2 separate regions of the Mus musculus genome follow, and region 1 is linked to region 2. A link is a contact called in ENCODE Hi-C or POLR2A ChIA-PET data. All regions are on one chromosome and are shown on one strand. Each heading gives the region's core, a stretch centred on a gene start or an enhancer-like site at or near the end of the contact. The rest is flanking DNA. Distances are from core to core; before and after follow the strand shown.

Evidence for each region. Hi-C counts contacts between places; a loop is a spot of excess contacts on that map. ChIA-PET counts read pairs that join two places held with the same protein, here RNA polymerase II (POLR2A).
Region 1: a loop to region 2 is called in a map of Patski, with 1.9 times the contacts of the local background. The contact joins two enhancer-like sites. A Hi-C loop is called at or near these places in 1 of 37 maps with a recorded cell type or tissue (Patski). POLR2A ChIA-PET finds 5 or more read pairs at or near these places in 1 of 5 experiments (Patski).

What each region holds. Positions count from the first base shown.
Region 1 is chr6:94,252,737-94,256,500 of GRCm38, reverse strand. All of the region lies in intron 1 of Magi1 (membrane associated guanylate kinase, WW and PDZ domain containing 1), which reads left to right. Among named protein-coding and RNA genes, the nearest start is that of 4930511A08Rik, 17 kb to the right of the region's middle. Within about 2 kb of position 2,445, at least 1 of the 3 ENCODE cell types and tissues checked has a DNase peak (open chromatin) inside an H3K27ac peak, as active enhancers do.
Region 2 is chr6:94,144,289-94,148,150 of GRCm38, reverse strand. The region is part of intron 1 of Magi1 (membrane associated guanylate kinase, WW and PDZ domain containing 1); the gene reads left to right. All of the region lies in intron 1 of 4930511A08Rik (RIKEN cDNA 4930511A08 gene), which reads left to right. Among named protein-coding and RNA genes, the nearest start is that of Gm52867, 82 kb to the left of the region's middle. Within about 2 kb of position 2,375, at least 1 of the 3 ENCODE cell types and tissues checked has a DNase peak (open chromatin) inside an H3K27ac peak, as active enhancers do.

The DNA of each region.
Region 1 (3,764 bases), core at 1,196-3,695, 110 kb before region 2:
TCCTTGCTATGTAGCTGTTGTGGTATTAGTTGCCTAGAGAAGAATATTTTGGATGCTATCTTTTATTTTCCGTTTGCCTCATGGGGACATAACGGCCGTTGCCTAAATGGGCTCTCTCCACCAGCATCAGCATTTGCTCTGAATGACTCTCCTGCTGGAAGAGGAGGAGGATCAGCCCTCTCTTCCGATTCTCAGCTAGGGATCCCTGTCCACATTGATGCCACTCCAGTTCCCCAGGGATTCAGCAGACCGCTAGCCACTAAAATGTCATGGGTTGTACTTGATTTTCATGAAGGAGAAAGTTTTGAAGCCCTGGTGCTTTTTTAAGGATAGCAGGAGCACTGGGTAGGATCAGCCATCTATAAGATTACCTCCTGCATGTTATCACTGTGTATACCCAAGTTGGTGGTGTGTGGTATGCAAAGAAAGTTGAAAATGAAATAAAGCAAGGTTTCTACAACTTCCTCCACATCCCACAAACTGGAAATCCTGCAAAGGAAGTTACATTTTACAAAAAATGAGACCCTGGCGATTTTTAGGTAACTGCTTTACTAATGACATTGGAGTCTAGCCAGGCCAGAGAAAGCCTGTGTTCATTAGAAAGCTGCCAGGGGTCGATCACCCAGGAAGTGGTGATTTTCTTTTCAGCCGTTCTGATCACCCTGGTCAGAGGGTCTCAGCTTCTTTCATTCCACCTTTTCCTGTGTGCTGCAGGCTTTTGTTAGGCATCAGAGACTCATGCTGACCAGGAGTCTCAGGCTTTCTGAGCTCACAGGGTGCTAGGCAAGGGGAGCCCTTTGTGAACCGCCCAGATCACTGTGTATGGTTATAAGCCCTGGGATTCCTTTCAGCCTAGACTCAAGACGCCTCATCTTCTGGTCCATTGTGGAGTAAGAGTAGGGATAAAAAGCAATTTCATGCTCTTTGTATCCACACCAAAAATAAGTTTTTTTTTTTATAATAAATTTATTTTTGCCCCCTTCTCCCTTTTCTGGCTTAAAGAGTTAATGTGCTCTCGAGGGCAGGCTGAGAACCAATGCTGTATAAAGTTAGTTGATCTTTAAGGGCCACCTATTGTGTGTTAAATGTCACTCTTAGGGGTTAATCCTTTCAGTCCCCTTGTGATAGTTGCATGATTGTGCCCTATGATGTAAGCACAGTGCTTGGATTTGGGGTACTCCTTATTTTTATGAGTCTTAATGATCGTCACGTATCCTCTAACATCCTGTAGCAGTCACAAGGTGGACTCACCAGCTTTGTAGTGTTGGTGTTTTGGTTTAGCACCAGGCTACTTCTTGCTGATTTCTTTGAAAGGAAAAGAGACACGGTTTGCCTTGTAGGGTTGAAACCAGAGACACGCATACCCACGTTGTAGACCTAGGTCTAAGGGAAGACAAGAGAAATTGTTTTATGGATTGTCTGTGGGTCTGCATCTTCTTCAAGTAAAACCCTTCACCTTTTTGTTTTCTTCTTCTCTTCACTTGGTGTATCCTGCTTAAAGCCAGCAGGGACTTAGCAGAGTTGATAGCATCTTTCTGGATATGTAAAAGCCTCTAAGGTCTGGTGTCTGCTTCTCTCCCTAGTGTCATGCCACACTGTTCTAATGATGCTGCCACAGGCCATTGCAGTCACCTTTCCTCTCTTATGGCATGCCGTTCCTCCACATTCCTGGTTAACCCTGGCCGTTCTATAGGTCTATCTCAGTGACCACTATTTTTTTTTTTAAAGGAAGTCTTGCATGCTCCCCAGCACAGCTGTTGCTAAGCATTTATGGGCCATTCCCCTCATTGCTCGGCACCAAGCTGTGGTAAGGTTAAAGATGTTGCTAGTTTTCTTTCACTGTATCTGTAGCACTCACCAGGTTCAGGGCCCACATAGTGGGGGTCCTCACTTTGGGGACTTATAGAGGGAAGAGATGAAGACTTGAAGTCCCTGGTTTCCCTGATGCTGTGTGGCCCAACCTGGAAGTCTCCAGCTTGACTGCGTGAAGTCCCTGGGGATGCAGACTTATTTGAGAAGGTCCAGATGCCCTCACAGCTGTGTGGCACTGTGCTCAGAGTAGGGCGCATGGGTTGGAATCCCTGTAAGATCTAGAGAACAGCTATGTAGGTGTTCTGCCCCATCCTCATCCTGTATCCCCTCCCCCTGAAAGTATAGCAAGTGAAGTGGAATGGTCTGTCTACACCGTGTACACGGTGTTTCTTCCTGTCTGCAGTATCCTTCCTCATTTGCATGCAGCCTCTGCACAGTTCTACCCCAGTGTCCTGGATGAACCCTGACATGCTAACCACTACGGCACAGTGAGGCCTGACATGCTAACCACTACGGCACAGTGAGGCCTGACATGCTAACCACTACGGCACAGTGAGGCCAGCAGCTTAGGATGTAGTCCGGCAGTGAGCCTGGCGCTTGCATCATTTCCCCTTCCTGTGCAGTTGAATGCAGTGGGACTGTGTGGTGGCATGCTGTGTCAGAAGGGTTTGTCTGTAGATTATCAGGCGTCAGTTAAGTGGGGGTGGGGTGGGGTGGGGGGTGGATGTCCAGCTTTTCTGCTTCTTGGTGTTCTCATGGTCTTATTCATTGGCAACTTGACACTTGCCAGTTAATTAATAATACAGGAAAAGACACAGTGTGTCATTGGGGAGTTGGGAGCACCATGGCGACCTGGAGCTGGTGAGAGATAATGAGATGGAGCTGATGAAGTTAGTTCTGTTGGGTCAGGGCCAGAATGTACACCTCTCTGGAGCACTAGGGACTCCACATGTTTTCTGTGTGTATCTGCTTCCTAGCCTTTGTATGGTGATGCTCAGTAGAAAGTACGTGGAAGGTGTACTCTTTAAAGATAGGACTATGATCTGCTCCAGTTCCTGAATAATGACATGGGGGCTTATTTTTATTTATACTCCTTTCTGCCTTAGTTTAGGCTTGCTCCCCAACCAGCTCTTAATTTATATTAACCCATTTTTACTTTTTTTTTTTTTTTTTCTCCGAGACAGGGTTTCTCTGTATAGCCCTGGCTGTTCTGGAACTCACTCTGTAGACCAGGCTGGCCTCGAACTCAGAAATCCACCTGCCTCTGCCTCCCAAGTGCTGGGATTAAAGGCGTGTGCCACCATGCCTGGCTTTAACCCATTTTTACTATTCTGTGCTCTGCTACATGTCTGGCTACCTCTCCTCAGTTTCATAAGTCTGACTTCCCTGAGTCTGGGTGGTGAATCTTCCCCCACTTGACTCCTTCCCAGAGTTCCGCGCCCCCCCCCCCCCAGTCCCACCTTACTGTAGGCTTTTTATTTTAACCAATCAGAAGGTGATGGAGAACTATGTTTTTAAAATACTAAGGTAGGAGATTCTTAGAAATACCCAATCTGGCCTATAATCAGATCTCTGCCAGTTCAGAAATCAGCTCTTGAATAATACAAGGATAATCTTTACACAGTGCACACAAACATCCTCCAATACCATGAGACTGGGGAGATGGTTCAGTGAGTAAAAGATCTTGGCCTGCAAGTACAAATACCTGAGTTCAAATCCTCAGCACTCAGGGAAAAATCTGAGCATGGTGCATGCCTGTAAACCCAGAATTGGAGGCCAGAGAGCTCTCTGGTCAGCCTAGCAAAAAACAAACAAACCAGCAAACAAACAAACTACTACTACCACCCCCCCTCCTCCTCTTCCTCCTCTTCTTCCTCCTCTTCCTCCTCCAATGAGCTTCTGGTTTAGTGAGAGATCCTGTCTCAAGAGAGTAAGTTAGAGAGCAATAAAGG
Region 2 (3,862 bases), core at 1,126-3,625:
CTAGAATCTCATATTCTGTCTTTCCTGTCCCCTTCGCATGTAGAAAGTGAGGCTGAAGGTTCTCCTTCCTTTTTGCTTCTTGCTAGTCTGGGCAATTAAGATTGAACAACTTATTTCTTCCTAGGGAACAGGAAGTGTACTGGCTGTGGCTTCACTGAGGGGGTTTTATTTTACATTTATGAAAAGCCTGGAGATAATATGCAGAAACAGAAAGATAAATGGTTGTTCCTGCTCTGTGGTCTTCCCCCCTATCTGCGAGTGAGATGGGAAATAAGATCGGAATGGTTTGCAGCAGGGCAGCCTGGAGGCAACCCAGGAATGCATCTTAGCTCTCACTACTGGATATGCTAGTGCCCCTGTCTACCTGCCCCTAGTTGTTGGGGTTGAGCACAGCCCCTCAAGAATGCTGGGTAAATGTTTTACCACTGAGCCACATACTAGGCCCTTTGATGTCATTGTTTAAAACATCAAATCTTTCTTTAAACAAAATATTTTGAGAACTGTACATGTTGGTAGTTGAGCCATTGAAACCGGGTGGTCTAGCAGTATGTTTTAGCACATTGCCAGTGTCTGTGCAATTCTAGGAATAACCTTGTTTATCACTGTTGCAAAGATTTGTATAACAAGTATTAAATTCTTTCTTAGGAAGACCCACCCTGCTTATAAAAGACTTCTGTTCATTTTTGAGGGTCATATTTCAGAATTATTGTATTACTGTTCCTTCATGCTAGAAATTGCTAGTGAGAATGTTGTAGGAGTAATTTACTTTGAATAATTGTTCCCAACTTGCTTTACAAATACAAATACAAAACCTAACTTCAATAATTTTTTTTTGGTATGGTGAAATTTTGATACCTTATTTTCATTTGCAGACTTTTGGACTCCTGGATCTGCTTTTGTATGTGTGGTATATGTATGTCTGCATGTGTATTGGCACATTTATGTGCAGGTGCATGTGTGGGCGGGCATGTGGAAGCCTGAGGTTGGTGTTAGCTATCGTCCTTCAATACGCTCCACTGTATTGACTGAGCCTGGGCCTCTCAGTGAGCCCAGAGTTTGCCCACTTGGTTAGTCTGGCTGACTAGCTTGTCCTTGGGATTCCTGGTGACTGCTCCTGAAAGCTGTCATTAGAGGCAGCCTCCAGTGTGTGCCTGGTTTTTAAGTGGATTCTGGGGATCAGAATTCTAATTTGCACACTTACACAGCGGAGTCTTTATTGACTAGGCTATCTCCCCAGCTTCTCATTTACCTTTTTAATTAATTACTTTTCAGAGACTGTAGGGGATCACACGTAGGGCCTGGTGCAAGCCAGGAATTACTGCTCCTCTGTGCCTGCCATCCCTCCAGCCCTTGGCTAAGGTTTAATAACAGCTTTTGATTTGTGCTCTGGAGCTTAAGATCCATGGTACTTCCAGACCGGTGACTTTAACTTTTTGGTATAATTTGTGCTGATAAATAAGTGCCATGTTAAAAAAAAAAAAAACTGGGAAGATACAGAATTTTACGAATTTCTCATGTGGGTAGCTAGGTGCACCTGACTTCTTCCTTGTGAGATGGACTTGTTAATTTTCTGCATGCACACTTTCTTTCCTTCCTGTTTTTTTCTTCTTCACTCTGCCCCCTTTTGTCCTTTTAGAGAATGTCCCTTTTATTCTCAACAGGATGGTTTGTCAAAGTCCTCACCATCTTCTAGATGGGGAACTTACAACTTGAAGTTAAGTCAGATGAACTCTTCCAGATTTGAAAAGAATGGGCCTAAGTTATTCAGAGTCTGTTGACCTTGGGTATTTACCACTATTTCCTTCAAAAGTGTGCTGGGCCTGCTGCCAAAATCTGTGCAGCACTCTTTTTATTAAGAAAGTATATATATATTTTTAAATTTGCTGTTAATTGTGTTTGGAGTAGGCTTATGAATCGAGGGTCAGAGGATAGCATTGTAGAGTGGATTCCCTGTCACCAGGCAACCCAACACTCAGACTGAAATGCTCCCTTCCTCTCCCCTCCCTTCTCCTCCCTTCCTTCCTCCCTTCCCCTGCCCTTCCTGGAGGTCTCATGTAGCCAATACTGACCTTGAACTTCAGATACTCCTGCTTCCACCTCCAAAATGCTAGATTTACAGGCATGCACCATTACACCCAGTTTTATGCAGTGCTGGGTCGGTCTTGAACCCAGGGCTTTGTGCATGCTAGGCAAGTACTTTACTGACCTAGCCATATCTCTGGTCCATTGGGGCTGTTTCTTCTTTTTCTTTTATAGCATGTCCACATAAGAAAGGACTTTTCTTTTGGCTTCTGTTGTTAGCATCTGAAGAAATGCCTGCCCAGTGCGTCTGGCGGTGGGCCCAGGGACTCTCCCAGGGGAGTCTACACAACCAGTTCCCATTAACCTTCCTCGCACATGCTCATATGTAGGTCAGAGTGATTCTCAGAATTCATGAAAAGAAAGTTACCTGTCAGGATTGAATGTTCTGGATGCTATTGTTGTGCATGTGTTTCCTGTTGGCAGCCACTCAGGAAGCTGAGGAACTTCCCACACGGAAGATGGCTTAGGAACAGGAAGAGTGAGATGTGTGGTCCCTGATGGAAATATGACTTTGTACCCCAGCTTGGTCTCAAACTGACCATGCATCTGTCTCCAGCTCCCCAGTGGTGAGACTACGGACATGCACCCTCTGACCCAGTTCTGACCTCATCACTGTGTTTGTGGCGTCACCCCCGTGGTCTAGCCTTTGCTATCAGCCTTGCCGAGGCTCTCATGTCTCCGTACCATGGCCATTGTGAATGATGGAAGGCATTTTAATATCACCTCCTCTTCAGAGCAGTTATCACAGGTACTTGGGTAAATTTAGAAAGATAAGTGGAGATGAGTTTCTGTGCAAAAACTAGAGAACACGGTCTCCTCAATGCACAGTTAGTTAACCCTGAATGGAAATCATCTGGTGAATGCTTACTAACGTTCTTAGGACTACCAAGCTACTCCTGTTAATGTGGCTGCTTGGATGCTTCTGAGTTCCTTCTGTAAGTTAGAAATATCATTAGGCCCATACACAAGATTCCTTGTACCCTTGGCCAAGAGGCACAGCTCTCTAGGTTGAATGCTAATGTAGGACCCATGTTCCCAGAAACATTCATACTTGGGAAAACTCAGGGTCTCAACTGTTTGAGTTTTGTTCAGTTGTTCCCTTGGATGAATGGCCATGAACTCAGTGCCCTGACTTTATTATCTATGACTAGGAGATAGTAGCATATCTACTTGATTTAATTTCTGAAGCTAAATGTAACTAAATGTTCTTGTACACAGTGCGGCATATTTGGTTAGCTCCATTGTAGAATGGATTCTTTACAGTAGACTCTCAGCTATGGTAGTCTTGAACTCTGTTTTTTCATGTAAGAAAATTTGTACTGGAAAAGTGGTGGCCCAAAGTCATGCTCACAGTGGTGTCTCCTGGGAGCTCTGTTCCCTCAGTGCCCCTGTGCCATGGAAGTTCTGACACTGGGCCTTCTGTGATCATCCACCCTTAGTCTGTCTTGAAATCTGTACCTTGAATTATCTTTCTGATTACTTAAATATTTTTTCAGAGTCTCAATAAACCCAGGTTGTAAAGAATTAAGACAGATGAAATCTCTTGAAATACGTATTTATTGTATTGAATGACAAAACCAATTTGTAAATAAATTCTTTGATTTTTGGGGGGGGGGTAGTCTAGCCTTAAACTAGTAACCCTCCTGCCTCAGACTCTCACATACTGAGATTACAGACTGCTGCTGAACCTTGCTGTGCTTATGCTCTTAGTAGATAAGATCTTGACAGTCCTCATGAATACAGTTTCAGTGCTGTGGTTTTAAAATTTTAGGTCTTTAAA